Regions from separate parts of the Mus musculus genome. Here region 1 is linked to region 2. Evidence: chromatin loops called from intact Hi-C (ENCODE). Cell type or tissue: gastrocnemius. All regions are shown on one strand.

Region 1 (8,000 bases), 56 kb before region 2:
TGATTTTGGTCTCAGAGAGTCAAAACAAGGAATTAGGGGTAGTGACATAAACATAGGGGAGACCCAGTCATTCTGAAATATCTGCTCTCATGGTTGCCTAGGATACAAAGGAGCACAGATTTTGAAACACAGAGTGTACTGTGAATGAATGATCAGACTCTTCCACATTAGTCAGAGGAGGAGACACAGAGCCACTAAGCCAGGCCTCTCGTGCTGCAGAATGCCAAAACAGAGAGGAGCAGACGTAGCCAGTGGTAGGGGGCTAAAATGGGATACATATGAACACAGGTTAGGTAATTAAGTAGTGGTCTTTCTTTAATCTAGGGATAAATGGGGGCACCTATCACTGAGACATTTACTTTTCTGATTTCTTCCCAAGATTCTTAATTATTATGTAAATGCATCCTATCAGTTTAATTGATTCATCTGTGCCTCCGCAGATGCTTCTACAGTTGTACCCTGCTAAAGGACAAACAGGAAGAGCATTTGGATTGTTTGTATACGATCATGCACTGCTTAAGAAAGTACAGGATAACCATGCTACAATCCACAATCCCAAAGAAGGTAAGTAACGGAGGCCCAAGGGAGGATGCTTGACTCTCATTCAGAAGGGGATATAAAAATTTACCTCAGACATTAGAGGTAAATGGAGGGAGGGAACTGTGCGGGAAAAGGGGTGCCAATCAGGTGTGGGGAGAGTAAGGTGGTGGGAGTGGAAGAGTGGGAGAAAGCTGGAAGAGAGAACACAAATAGAGAAATCAGTGGGGGAGATCTCTGTGATGAGCTGGAGACATGGGATGGGGGAGCCTACCAAGAGTTCATGGGGGTGACCCTAGCTGAGGCTCCTAGCTGCTGAGGATATAGAGACTGTATTGCCCACCTCCTGTAGCCAGGGGGGACTTCCAGTGGATGGAGACACCAACCTACTCATAAATCATTCAACCCCAAAAAGTCCTGCCTACAAGATATCCAGGGATAAAGATGCAGCACAGAGTGAGGGCATGGCCAGCTCAACTTGAGACCTACCCCATGGGAGAAAGCCAACACCTGATGATGTTAATGATACTCTGCTATACTTGCAGACAGAAGCCTAGCATAACTGTCTTTTGAGAGGCTTCATTCAGCAGCTGATGGAAACAGATGCAGAGACTTACAGCCCAACATTAGGCAGAGCTCGGAAGACTTGTGGAAGAGTTCAAAGAAGGATTGAAGGAGCCAGAGGAGTCAAGGACACCACAAAAAGACCTTCAGAGTCAACTAACCAGGCCCCTTGAGGGCTCATAGAGACTGAACCAACAACCAAGCAGCATTCAGGGGCTAGACCTAGGCTCCCTAAACATCTGTGGCAGACGTGAAGCTTGGTCTTCATTGGCTCTCCTAACAATTGGAATGAGGGCTGTCTCTGACTCTGTTGCTTAGCTTTCGATCCCATTCCCTAGCTGGGCTGCCTTGTTCAGCTTCAGTGGGAGAAGATATGCTTAGTTCTACAGTGACTGGCTGTGCCAAAGTGGGTTGGCACCCATGGGAGGCTTCCCCTTCTCAGAGAAGGGGAAGGAGTTATAGGGTTAGGGGTATTTGAGGATGGGGCTAGGAGGAGCAAGGGGACTTTGATCAGGATGTAAAGCGAATAAATAAAAAGAAAAGAAAACAAACAAAAAAGGGAAATCTAAATGCTTCAGGTGAATCATGTCACTTTAAATGCAGAGCTAACATCAACTTTGATAGCATTAGGTAGTAAATCACACAGAGCCACATGCAGTTATGCACACTGTAGATCCCATCAGGATGTGTTTTATTATTGAACACCATTAGGCCTAAACTAAAAAAATATCATGAAACTGACAAAATACTCCCAAGACTTCTGAATGGCAAACATAATTCCATGTCCAAAGATACAGAAGAAGAAATGTCATTCATGCAAAGTCACATTTTGAAAACAGGTTTACTGGGAGTGGCATGCATGGGGTGACAAGCACTGTCTCCCCAAACCTCAACAGCCTACCCACTTTCCTCCTTGCCTGGACTGACAAGAGAGTGCTATTGTGCTAAGGTGCCACCTGCCACCCTGTCTTTGATAGATAGAAGTGCTTCCAGATGCAGAACAGCAGTGTTCAGGGGTGTTTTAAGAACTCTGTGGTCACCATGGAGAGAAACGTGCCATGTGTCTAATTCTAATTCCCTGACAATTAGAGAAAGGACATTGGAAGCAATTCAATTCTTAAAAGACCATGGGAGTTCTAAGTTCAAGGAGGAAAGCCAGGCAATGTTAAATAACTACTCCCTTACTCATTCAAGAAAGGGACTAAAAAACCTGACCCACCACTTGGGGAAACCCAGAAACCCTTGTTTCCCCCACAGAACAGTGTTCTTGCACTTGGATATAAAGACAGTAGTACTTGGTATAGGGCTTAGTCCTTTTGGGCTTTTCCCTTTCCACTTTGGCAAGTCCAGTGATGTAATTCTGGTTTGGCTCTTATTTGGCCAGTTGTAGTGGTGACGCTTTATGGGTGCAGTTCATGATATTACTGAAAGATTCAATCTCATGGCACACAGCCTGATCTTCCAGCTCTTCTAATCTTCCTATCCAACAATTCTTCAATGTTCCCCAAGACTTCGATGCAGATAACTAAGGAATCCTGGAACCAGGAGAAATAGTCTTAACCCATGAAAAGAGCACACCAAGTGATTATCCATTACCAAATGCTCAGTCCTGAAAATGTTTATAAAAATAACTTTATACAGACTAAGTAGGTTATAGATAGGAATATAAATGCTTATGTGCACACAATAACAATTAATGAAAAAAAAGAGATCCTGAATTTGGAAGAGAACAAGGAAGGGTACTTGGTAAGGTTTGAAGGGAGGAAAGGGAACAGAGGAATATTGTAATTATAGTATTAAATTTTTTTAAAAGGAAGACTAGCAGAAGTAGGGAATCCTTCATCTTGATGAGCCAGATTGTGTTGGGAAAGGATCCCAGAATGAAACGTGCTAAGTCCAGCTTAGCATAATTTATGCCTGTGCCAGGAGATTCTTGCTTCCTCCTGCCCAGAAAAATACCTCACCTTTTGAAATGCTCCCAGGGGAGTGCGGGCTACCCTGGCAGCTGCACTCCGGTTTTGCCTGAACTGAGACCTGATGGGAAAGGCCACTGTAGTACTGAATTTGCCACAAGATCTGTTTGTCTGTCTGACTACTAATGAAAGGAAGGGTTCCCTAGGTTTCTCTGGGACTCATGACACTCAAGGCCACATTCAAGATACTCGCTGCTACCAGGAATGGTGAGGGAACCCTATATCCTCCACAGAATCACTGTAACCTTGTGAATTGGCCTCTGTTGGCTTGACCTGCTTGGTAGAGAAGGGCAAGCAGAAGTAGCTCATGGCACAACATTACCGTCAAATAAAGCCAAGAAACAAAATGCACAAGTACACACACATATGCTATTAAACATATATGTATGTGGGCATCATTTCCACAGAAATGGATATATATTCATAGGCGTGGGCATGCACTTTTCCACATCAAAAGGAGACAAAAACTTATGACCCTTTTGCTCTAATCTTGTTCTGAAAAAAATTATGTTCATAATAAATGTCTCTTGACATGTGCATGTGCACACCTATATGTATAAAATGCATACTCTGCTTCTCTCTACATGTTAACCTTAGCGCTACAATATCCACTGATGGGGTCTGTCTTTCACGCTGCTTTATAAACGGAGAGGCAAAGCCTGTTTGGGGAGGTAAGCATCTCCTAGTTCACAGGCTGCCTTAAAGTTAACCTCATGCCTCAGTTATCTCTTGGACATTTGTGTAGTGGCTCCCCAAGCCCCACCAGAGATATATCTTGTCTTTGTATTTGTCTGCAGCATAAACTTTGTATCTTCATATACCCACCTTATGGAAACATTTTATATTTGAAAGAAATTATTTCTCTTCTTTAAGAATGTGGATTTCCTAGTTTTTAAAAATAGCACTACAACTTAATTTCAGATCTTAGGCTCAATGAGGTTGAGAAACACAAAATGGTTACCTGTAAGCAGCTGCCATGCCTTTGTGGTCTTAGTGAGCCATTGGAGTCCGGTGATAATCTCACTGAGTGAACTCGTAAAAGGACATCACCCACCTGTGACTGTGACTTCTAGCCAGCTCTGCTGGGTGTCTGGGTGCTGTTGGGCATTTTAAGTCTGGCAGGATGAGTACCACCAATGACTCTTGGCGACCTCACCCCAGTTTGGCATATTTATCACATGTTCCTGATGGTCTGTATACTTATTTGCTCTTTGAATTTTCCTTCAGATCAATTTTATCTTCTAGCTGGTTTGCTCAAAAGCTAATTTCGCTTACTAATGTCTTCTGCACATGTTCCCTGAAAATAAAATGGTTTAACTCATATTGCACAATGCTGTGTGACTGAATACAAGAGAAAAGAGTACTTATATGTCCCATGTGGCCACAATCACTGGGGGTGATAAAAATCTAACTTGACAGGTCATAATGCCTACACTCCGGAACAGTCCCTGTGCGATGCCACCTGCACTTGGACCATTAAGAAACACAGACTTGGATGAGCTTTCCTTGTCTTTCTACAACACTGAGAGCCCATTAAAAGGTTGAGACTTCACTTAGGACATCACAAAATATTTCATTTTACAGAGAAGGTGACATTAGTGGAAACTAGATACTTCTCTGCTTTGGTTTAAATGTGTTCCTTAAAAATTCATGAGCTGAAAACATACCCCCCTCTACCCCCAATCTATATACTGATGGCATTTGGAGGTGACATGTTAGGGGACATGGTTAGGGTAAGAAGTGTCATGAAGGCAGAGCCTCCATGATGGCATTAGTGTCCTCATGAGAAGACAATTCCAAGCCCTGTGTCCTCATGTGATAGTCTCTCTCATGCCCTTTAAGAAGGCCCTGTCTGTATGCTAGTATCATGCCCTTAGATTCCCCAGTCTCCAGAACCATGAAGTGAATGAACCTCTGTTCTTTACAAACCATGTAGCCAGAGGCACACCATAGTATTAGCAAAGGATGGATTGTCCTCACTTGGGAGCCGACTCTTCTCCAACAACTCTGGATATCCAGTCTTCCTCCTCTAAGTTCGTCTGATCTGGGTGACACTGGTCCACCTTGCATCCAGGAAAAATACATCTTTAACAAACCTCACATGTCCTGGATTCAGACAGCAACACTCTCCCTGGACCAGAAAGGCAGAGTTGCAGTGGGGGATTTGGCTGGGGTGGTGATGCATGCTGATGTATTCATACAAAGAAAACTCTAGATGACATTTATTCATCTGTCAGTTGATACATGCATCACGTGAACACTACTTTTTGTAGTCTGGAAGGATACTCATCAAATAAGTCTTTACTTTCTCACAGTCAGACTGAGTTGAAATTGTTTGCATCTGTTGCTTCTTTGAGATTCTGTTTGTCTCAATAATCTATGACATGATGCCTGTACACTTGTCCACGTAACATGAATGTAGCCATGCCCAAGATTTCCACTTGCGGTATAGAGGAGAGAACCTAAGGTTGCAGGCATGCTATGGAATTGCCCTGTTACCTAGTTACACCCCCAATCCTACAAAAATTTTAAAAGATACACATTTTACATTTTTACAACTTGAAGAATTTCAAAGGATATAATCAAGAAAAACAAGGAAAGTCACACAGGTGAGAGCACTGCCTTTTCACAAGGCAGAGCAGACAGGGCTGCAGAAAAAGTGGCTGTGTGTGTGAGTCCCGATTCACGTGGCGCCCATTCTTCATCTCATTTGCCCCGCTATGGCAGCAGTGGCAGCTCCTCCAGCACAGAAACACCCATCCCGAGACATAAAGGCCATCCCCTGTGACAGACCCCTGAGTCATTTCTGGAAATGTCTTCAGGGGCCCAGAAGGGTCATTTTCAAGGCATCTGTTTTGACAAGTCAATCTTTTCCTTATTTTTAGGAACATTTAAGTTGTGTCATAAACATGCATTAGCACCAAATCATAAGTGGTCCTAATAGCTCCAAACATCAGTAGATGCTTGATTGATTGTATATGGGCCAGCTGTTCTTCCAGATCAGTTAGCAGCATCACTCGAGAATGATTCAGCCTCCAAAAGCCAGAGACAGAAGGTCATCCTGGCTGGTGAATAGTCAGAAAAGGAGAGAATAGCTGAGATGATGCTTTGATTCCATAGTCACGCAGTTAGCAGTAAGCAAGGTTTATACAAATATAACTGCTCTCTTAAGAACAGCTAGCTCTAGAATGAATTAGGGGAAAAATGAATATAAATAATTCAGAGATGTTTCCCAGAAGCCCAGTTTTTAATCCTACCAAACAAGGCAACGGCACTTCAGCTCATTTATTCTGACTTTCATTGAACGTTACTGTTGAGGTATGAGGGATCAATATCCGCCATTTCCTGGGAGTAGGAAGCAACCACATTGCCTCGCTCAAAGAATGTTTACCCCTTGCAGAATGAATCTAAGCTGGCATTCTTAAATTGACTGTTCCCCCAACACCACCACCATGGGAATTGGCATTCACACAATGTTGTAGCTGTTGAGTTAAATTCCCCACAGAGGACTGCAGTGGAAGGCAGGACAAAAGAAACGCTGAGGTTACTTTCCTACTGCTTGGCTAAGTGTAATAGTCTATCAGAACCATTCTGGCTAACAGTGTCATGGGTACCCCAAAGATGGCCAGAATCTCCCTTAGTGGGCCGATAAATTCTGCTTGGTACAGTTTTCTTTACTTTTCTTCCTTTAGAAACAAAAAGCTTATATCTCTTCAAAACAAGACAAAGTTAGCTGAAACTCATGGGATGACACCAGAGAATAAACAAAGACCTGAAAATGTTTTTTTAAGGAAACCTAAAGAGTTGACCTTAGAGCTTTAGGACATACTTATTAAACATTGCCCACTAACCACACCCTTAGTTCATGCCAGGATAATTTAACAACTTCCTATCATTTCAGGTTTTCAGAGATAAAGTTCCATGTTGGGCAAAGTTTCCGAATATTGCAAGCCCCACTGTCTTAGTTAGGGTTTTACAGCTGTGATCAGACATCATGACCAGGACAACTCTTATAAGGATAATATTTAATTGGGGCTGGCTTGCAGGATCAGACATTCAATCTATAATCATCAAGGCAGGAGCATGGCAGCATTTAGGCAGGCATGGTGCAGGGGGAGCTGGGAGTTCTACATCTTCATCTGAAGGCTGCTAGTAAAATACTGACTTCCAGACAACTAGGATAAGGGTCTTAAAACCCACACCCACAGTGGCACACGTACTCCAACAAGACAACACCTACTCCAACAGGACCACGCCTTCTAATAATGTCACTTCCTGGGTCAAGCATGTACAAACCATTACACCCACTCTGCTTTACCTAAATGCTCCATCCAGAATCCACATCCAATAGCATTAAGAATGTAGAGCAGAATTAAGAACAGAAGAACCAGGCTAGTGAGGTGGCTCAGGAGGTAGAGCCCTTGCCATAAAGTTGATGACTGTGCTTGATCCCTAGTACCTACATGATAGATGGAGAGAATTGACTCCTTCAGGTTGTCCTCTGGCATCCATAGAAGTATCATGGTACTTGAGGGGAAGGTGGTATATACTGGTGATGGTATATGCTTAAATAAACATATGATTTAAAAAAGAATTAAATAGGACTGAATATATGCCTCCATCTCTTCACCAAGTTTTAACCACTCATTTATTTGTTCACTCATGCATATGTCCAGGGTACGGTACAGAGCTAGGGACCTACTGGGTTTACCAGCTGAGACAGGGCAGTCAATCTGAGACTAAAGGCTATACTGGACTGGGCAACAAGAGGATGCTGGTGGCTTTGGAAGCTGGTTTTGCTGCCTTGTTCAGTTCACCACATGCTACCAATTAAGGCAAGGCAGAGCTATCATTCAGCTACCAAGGAAACAGGGGTGGTGTGCTTCCTTTGAGAACAATGACTATCATGAGAGAAGACAGACACAG
Region 2 (8,000 bases):
ACAGATTGTGTGGGGTAGCTTTCCAAGATGTGGCAACCTGAGTAGAGGAGAAAGCAAGTCTGAACCCAATTTCTAAATTCTCTACTTTGGTAGAGAGGCTTAATGGTATTTTACAGAACAAAGAATTCAGTGAGAATATATTATTATTATTTTTAGTATCCATCATCTTCATAATCATGATCATAATTATCACCACAAGTAATCACTGCAGGCTCCTTAAAATTCATTTCTGTTTCTATGGCTTACATTAGATCTGTGGGTAATGTGTAAATGATAGCATGAATTTTCCCAACTTGGAAAATTCTAGGTTTGGGGAAATAGTTTAAGAACTACAGTAAGAAGTACATAATAGGCAAACTTGCTAATCAGAAAGAGTTGCCAAGTCTCTGGGTCAATGCAAAACTGACTCAGCTGATCACTGGAAGGCCAATGTGGGTGAAGTCAGCATTATTGCTGGTCCCATTCCAGTTCTGTGAGAGGATTGTCGAGCCATCTGTTTCTGCTTATTAGGGTATACAGATCCAGCCTAACTTACTCCCGGAACTGTGGGTGGCAACTCTGAACCTTTCAGTCATGGCCTACATATACTTTCTCGCCACCCCCTTAGGGTGTTCAGTGTGTAATTCTATTTCTTTTATTTTATTAGATATTTTCTTTATTTACATTTCAAATGTTATCCCCTTAACTAGTTTCCCCTCTGAAAATCCCCTATCTCCTCCCCCCTCCCCCGGCTCCCCAACCCACCCACTCCCATTCCCTGTCCTGAAATTCTCCCTATATTGGGCATAGAACCTTCACAAGATCTAGGGCCTCTCCTTCCATTGATGACCAGCTAGGCCATCCTCTGCTACATATACTGTTAGAACCATAACTTCCACCATGTGTTTTCTTTGATTGGTGGTTTAGTTCCAAGGATCTCTGGGGGTACTGGTTAGTTCATATTGATGTTCCTCCTATGGGGCTTCAGACTCCTTCAGCTCCATGGGTACTTTCTCTAGCTCCTTCATTGGGGACCCTGTGCTCCATCCAATGAATGATTATGAGCATCCACCTCTGTATTTGCCAGGCACTGGCAGAGGCCCTCAGGAGACAGCTATATCAGGCTCCTTGTTGGCATCTACCATAGTGCCTGGGTTTGATGACTGTTTATGGGATGGTAAACAGGGGGGGGGGGAATTCCTGAATAAGTTCGGCAGTCTCTGGGTAATCATTCCTTCAGTCTCTGCTCGACACCTTGTCTCTGTAACTCCTTCCATGGGTATTTTGATCCCCAATCTAAGAAGGATTCTGAGCTTCTAGGCTAATATCTACTTATCAGTGAGTGCATATCATGTGTGTTCTTTTGTGATTGGGTTACCTCACTCAGGATGATATCCTCCAGATCCATCCATTGTGTAAATGTACCACATTTTCTTTATCCATTCCTCTGTTGAGAGACATCTGGGTTCTTTCCAGCTTCTGGCTATTATAAATAAGGCTGCTATGAACATAGTGGAGCATGTGATATTACATGTTGGAGCATCTTCTGGGTATATGCCCAGGAGTGGTATTGCTGGATCTTACGGTAGAACTATGTCCAGTTTTCTGAGGAACCGCCAAACTGATTTCCAGACTGGTTGTACCAGCTTGCAGTCCCACTAGCAATGGAGGAGTTCCCCTTTCTCCACATCCTTGCCAGCATCTGCTGTCATCTGAGTATTTGATCTTAGCTATTTTGACTAGTGTGAGGTAGAATCTCAGGGTTGTTTTGATTTGCATTTCCTGATGATTAAGGATGTTGAATATTTTTTTAGGTGCTTCTCAACTATTCGGTATTCCTCAGTTGAGAATTCTTTGTTTAGCTCTGTACCCCATTTTTAATAGGGTTATTTCGTTTTCTGGAGTCCAACTTCTTGAGTTCTATATATATATTGGACATTATCCCCCTATCAGATTTAGGATTAGTAAAGATCTTTTCCCAATTTGTTGGTTGCTGTTTTGTCTTATTGACGGTGTCTTTTGCCTTGCAGAAGCTTTGCAATTTTATGAGGTCCCATTTGTTGATTCTTGATCTTACAGCACCAGCCATTGGTGTTCAATTCAGGAATTTTTACCCCTGTGCCCATATCTTCGACGCTCTTTCCCCACTTCTCCTCTGTAAGTTTCAGCCCTTAGTAGTTAGCAATTCTCACCATGGTTGTTAAAGCAGAAACAAGGTGACATGAGCAAGAGGTAGGACAGGATGACCTGAACTCTCCAAACCCAAAGATGGCAGCTCAGTGACCACACATGAACAATTGCCTCTGTGGCAACACCAGAAATGATGACAGGGCTCTCTGGCACCTTTGAAATACAGACCCAGGCATGTAAATCCTGCTGGGGACATTCACAGTATTGTTTGCTGGATCCCCAGTCAGGTTGGCATATTCAAAAGAAATTGCAACTCCAAACTTCTCCCTGATGAAAGAGAAAGATGAAGACTTTGCACCACCTGGCTTTTGCAAACAGAGACTGACTTCGGTCTTGTCTGAATTTAAAATTACAAGAAATAGGGTAAGAGGTCAAATGGCCTCTGAGAACACAGTCAACAAGTATATCTGTTTTATACAAGTGATGTTAAGTTGATATCGGTTTGGCCAGCTGAAGGGTAAAGGTGCTCACCATCTTGTCTGAGGACTTGAGACAAGTCCTTGAACTACAAGAACCCACATGATAAAAGAAGAGAACTGACACCTCTAGGTTGTTCTCTGACATCCTATGTGGTAGCATCTGTGTATCCCTCCTAGAATAAATAATTGCTACAAATAGGACATACTACATGATAATTAAAAGATTAAGATTGACTGTATAAAGTCCAAGATTCTGATATATGCTTTTTCCATGGGACACACTTATGATACATGAAAAACACAGGCTAAAAGTTAAATAATTAAAGGCTATTTCATAAAACAGAGACACAATCAGAATAGTAATGCTAAACTCTGGACAGACAACAACTGTCACAAAATTGAAATAAGGTCATCCCAGAATGAGGAAGTGGGTGTTGCAACAGGACAAAGACACAACAAGGATAAAAACCATATGTATAGAATATTAGATCGTTCAGACACATGAAGTTAACAGAGAGGAATGAGGAGTAAAACTCATGGTAAAGGGAAATAGAGAGCAAGAGTCCAGATTCCCTGAAACTCTACCTCTTAGCGTGGGGGTCTCCTTACCCTTCATCCCTGCCTCCCCAGGCTTATTCTCTGTCCTTCAGCCTGACTGCAGGAGCCCTTCCTCCATTGTGAAGGGACTTCACCTCTTGGTGGGGAACCAGCTTAGTTCTTTCCCAAGGATCCCCCAGTGTCAGGTCATCTCTTTTCCTTTGTGTCAGGAACTGATCTACAGAAACACTTTTCCACCACGAACCCCCAGTGGCTTTATTGATCTAGAACTCAGGAAAATGATTGTCCCTATTCTTCCTGTCCTCCTTTACAATCTCTCCAGACCTACTCTCAGTCCTGTAGCAGTCTGTAAGCACCCTGCTTACTGAAGTCCCTCCTCCCTCCCTCCCTCCCTCCCTCCCTCCCTCCCTCCCTCCCTCCCTCCCTCCCTCCATTTGGGACTCCACCTCTTGATCTGAACCCAAGGTCTCACTAGCCCTTTCAGTCCTGTCTCTCCAGAGTTATTCTTTGTCCTTCTCCATTTCATGGGGAATCTATCTCTTGGTATAGACTCATGTCTTCCTAGATCTTCCCCAAGACTCTCCCAGTATTTTTCTGCTAGCTTTTATGAATTCCTTTCTATCACCCTGAGACCTGCAGCAGCATTCCCATAGCCATCATAGTTGCCTAGGACCCAGAAAAGGCAAGAGCAATCACAAAACAGAACACACATGCACACACACACACACACACACACACACACACACACCTGTGTGTGTGTGAGAGAGAGGGGGGAGTGAGAGGGAGGGAGAGAGGGAGAGAGAGAGACAGAGAGAGACACAGAGAGGACCTTATACAAACATAAAGAAACACCTCAATGCCATATACTTCATAGCTCCAGATGCCTACACCCCAAGAAGAACAACAAAAAACTTTAACATGAACATCCAAGGCAATATGCCTCCTCTAGAAGCCAGTAATCCTATTTGCAGGAGGCTATGAGAATGCAATACTGCTGAACCACAACTCAAGGACTTCAAAATAGCAATTATGACCATGTTTAAGGACTTTAAAGAGGATGTGAATAAATCCCCAATTCAAAGATCTGAAAATGCAAACAGTATAATGAAATAAAACAATTTTAATGTGAAAGTAGAGTTATACACAGAAAGAGAATCACCAAGGAGCACTCAAACAGAAATAAAATTGTAAATGAAAACTTGAGGAAGAGAAAATCTTAGGTGTTGAAGGCAAAGTAGAAGAAATTGTTAGCTCAGTCAAATAAAGTGTTAAGTGTGTTAAAAAAAAAGGCTGATATACCAAGGGTATGTAGGATACTATGAAATGACTAAATATACAAATAATAGGTACAGCGGTAAAAGAATGAGTTCAGGTCAAAGGCACAGAAAATACAACAAAATCTTAGAAGAAAATTTGGAAACTTAAAGGAAGAAATGCCAAAGTATAGAGTTATACAGAACAGTAAATAAACAAGATGAGAAAAAACTTCTCCATGACACCTACATAATAATCACGTACAAACCAAAGAAAGGATATTAAAAGCTGCCCAGGTCATGTATAAAGGCAGACCCATTAGTATGATACCTGACTTCTCAATGAAGACTCTGAAAGCCAGAAGAGCCTGGGGGGAATGGATGTTCTTCAAACTCTAAGAGACCACAGATGCCAGCCCAGAGTATTAAACCCAGCAAAACTATTACTCACAATTGGCAGAGAATATTCCATGACAAAAACTTTTTTTTTAAATTTCTATCTACCAACCAATCCAGCTCTACAGAGAGCACTAGAGGGAAACCTTCAGTTTGAAGAGGTTAACCACATCCAAGAAGACACAAGAAATAAATTATCCAAGAACAATAAATCAAAATTGGGGAAACATCCCACACCTTAACAACAAAACAGGAATCAAAAAGCACTGCTTTCGACAACTCACAATATAGATGGTTCAATTCTTCAATAAAAAACACAGACAAACAAACTGGATTACAAAGAGGGATCCATCTTTCTGCTACATACAATAAACTTACTTCCTATGAAGAACAGACATCTTTCAAGGTAAAAGAATAGAAAAGGGCCATTCTAAGCAAATGTAACCAAAAACAAAACAAGACAAAACAAAACACAAAAACAAAAAAGAAGCCAGTGTAGTAATTTTAGTATCTCCGGGAAAAAACAAAAAACAAAAAAAACAAAGCAAAACAGACTTCAAAGCAAAACTAATCAAAATAGATAGGAAAAAATACTGCATAGTCACTAAAGGAAAAATCCACCCAGAGGGTATTGCAATTCTGCACATTTATGGACCAAGGACCAAGGCACCAAAGTTCATAAAAGAAACAGGACTACAACTAAAATCACAAATTTAATTTCACACAGTGATAGTGACATGAATACTACCCTCTCATCCATATACATGTCATCCAGACAGAACCAAACAGAAAAGTGCGAGTTAAATAATGTCATAAATCGAATGGACCTAGAAGACATCTACAAGACATTTCACACAAACACACAAAAATATTTTTCCCACAGCAGCTCATGGAACTTTATCCAAATTTGACTAGATACTTGGACAGAAAGCAAGCCTTAACAGATATAAGCAAAATGATCAGATCACCACAGATTAAAGCTGGATATCTCAAAACAGAAACAAACAAACAAACAAACAAACAAAAACCAAAAACAGAAAGCTTACAAACTCATGGAAAGTGAACAACTCACTTCTGAATGAAAAGATGGGTCAAAAGAAAAAAGTCAAGAAAGAAATTTAAAAACTTTTAGAATTGAATTGAAGTTCAAACATAATATAGCCAGACCAGTGAAACAATGAAGGCAAGAAACAAGAGGCAAGATCTCAACACTAAGTGCCTACATAAAAACACTGCAGAAATCTCATGCTAGCAACTTAATATCATATAACTTTAATATATTATTTTAAACTCTAGAACAATTAGAAAAAATAACAAAAAGAAATAAATTTAGCACTGAAATCAATTAAATAGGCACAAAAATCAAAACAAATACCATCAGTTAAATGAATAGCTGGTTCTCTGAAAAAAAAAAAAAAAGATTGAGGAAACCTTAGCAGCATAAACTAAAAGACGAAGAGAAAATATCTAAACATATAAAATTGAGATCAGAAGTCGGATATTATAAACTTCACAGGGGAAATTTAGTTAGCTGTAAGAACATACTTTAAAAATCTGTACTCCATCAAACTGGAAACCTAAAGGAAATGGATGAATTTCTTCTAATTTAAACACACTTATAACCCCCACCCCAGGAAATAGAACCAGTAATTAAAAGTCTCCCAACCAAAACATTCCAGGGCCAAAAGTACACAATTCTACAAAATCTTCAAAGAACTCTTTAAAATTATTCATGAAACAGAAACGGAAGGAACATTTCCTTGTTTTGTTTGTTTGTGTGTGTGTTTGTTTGTTTTTTAAGATTCTGCCTAATGTATGCCTGCAGCCCAGAAGAGGACACCAGATCTCATTACAGATGGTTATAAGCCACCATGTGGTTGCTGATAATTCAACTCAGGGCCTCTGGAAGAGCAGCTAGCATTCTTAACCTCTGAGTCATCTCTCCAGTGCACCCCCCCTACTTTTTTTTTAAAATAAAATTCTTATTTTCCTAATCCACAAACTACAGGAAGACCAAACAAAAACAAAAACAAACAACAGAAAAATTACAGAGCAACATCATTTATACATATACTGTAAACTGAATCAAAAAGATTAACCACCATGATCAAGTTGGCATCATCTCAGAGATGCAGGCATGGTTCCGCATATATAAACCAATTAAGAGTATTCTACCACACAAAAAGACTGAAAGACAAAAAACACATGATCACCTCATTAGAAGCAGAAAAGGCCTTTGATAAAAATCTAACATGTTTTCATGATAGAAGTCTTAGAAAGACTAGACATAAAAGGAGCATACCTCAATGTAATAAGGGCAATTTCCTGCAAGCCCACAATCATTATCTACATAAATGTAGAAAAAAAAAGCATTTCCCGGAAAATCAGGAACAAATCAAGGTTTTGCACTCTCTCCACACCTATTAAGTATACTACTTGAGGTGTTAGCTTTAGTAAGACTGCTTTATAAGAATAGAGAAGTTATTAAGATCATACATGAAAGAGGATACATTCAACTGATTTCATAGAAATGAAAAGGGTTTCACAACATTGTGCAATTTCACTTAAAACTGAACTGGAAACTCCAAAACAAATTAGACAACCAGGAAGAACTGGACTAATCCCAAGAAATATATAATCTACCATTACAGAAGCACAGAAATGAAATATCTGAGCTATACCTTGACTAAAATTGAAGTCTCCATGAAAATTCTCCACCACAGAAGAGCTGGATGTTTACATTGTGATATGAATCCTTCTCAAACTTTTCCAAAGATAAAAGGAGGGAACATTCCAAACTTAGCCCATGAAATAAATCCTAGTTGCCTGACACCAAAGTCAAGAAAATGGTAGACCAATATCATTGATCAATGTTGACAAAAAAGGAATACTAGAAAAGACACCAAGGCCAGGGACCTAGAGAAAAAATGAAATGCTACCGTTTTACTAAATGAGTGTAACCATAAAATGACTCCTAAGGCTCTTCTGTTACACACACACACACACACACACACACACACACACACACACAGGCCTTGCTCAGCCATCATTAAAGGAAATCTCTCTTACATTAAATGGGAACCAATACAGTTGGACATTGTACAGAGAGTGAGACTCCTTGGAACACTAGGTCCTAAATGTAACGTCTCCCATCAGCAGTTAGTGAACTCTATGGAAGAGGAAGCTGAAAAAAATGATAAGACCC

The links. A loop is a pair of places that touch in the nucleus more often than their neighbours do. Peaks named below come from ENCODE experiments on the same cell type or tissue, not always from the same donor. Only the 100,000 strongest peaks of a DNase experiment are listed, where the experiment ranks them.
Region 1: a loop joins it to region 2, with 5 times the contacts of the local background. A loop is called at or near these places in 2 of 42 quality-filtered maps.

The regions. Positions count from the first base shown.
Region 1 is chr7:57,274,562-57,282,561 of GRCm38, forward strand. All of the region lies in intron 3 of Gabrg3 (gamma-aminobutyric acid (GABA) A receptor, subunit gamma 3), which reads right to left. It overlaps Gm39017 (a long non-coding RNA gene), which reads right to left. Exons shown (of 2, transcript XR_882092.2): 1 at 4,036-8,000; 2 at 1,760-2,636. Among named protein-coding and RNA genes, the nearest start is that of Gm39017, 24 kb to the right of the region's middle. In gastrocnemius, no CTCF peak of the experiment used is centred here; a DNase peak (open chromatin) is centred at 3,073.
Region 2 is chr7:57,330,983-57,338,982 of GRCm38, forward strand. All of the region lies in intron 2 of Gabrg3 (gamma-aminobutyric acid (GABA) A receptor, subunit gamma 3), which reads right to left. Among named protein-coding and RNA genes, the nearest start is that of Gm39017, 33 kb to the left of the region's middle. In gastrocnemius, no CTCF peak of the experiment used is centred here; no DNase peak of the experiment used is centred here.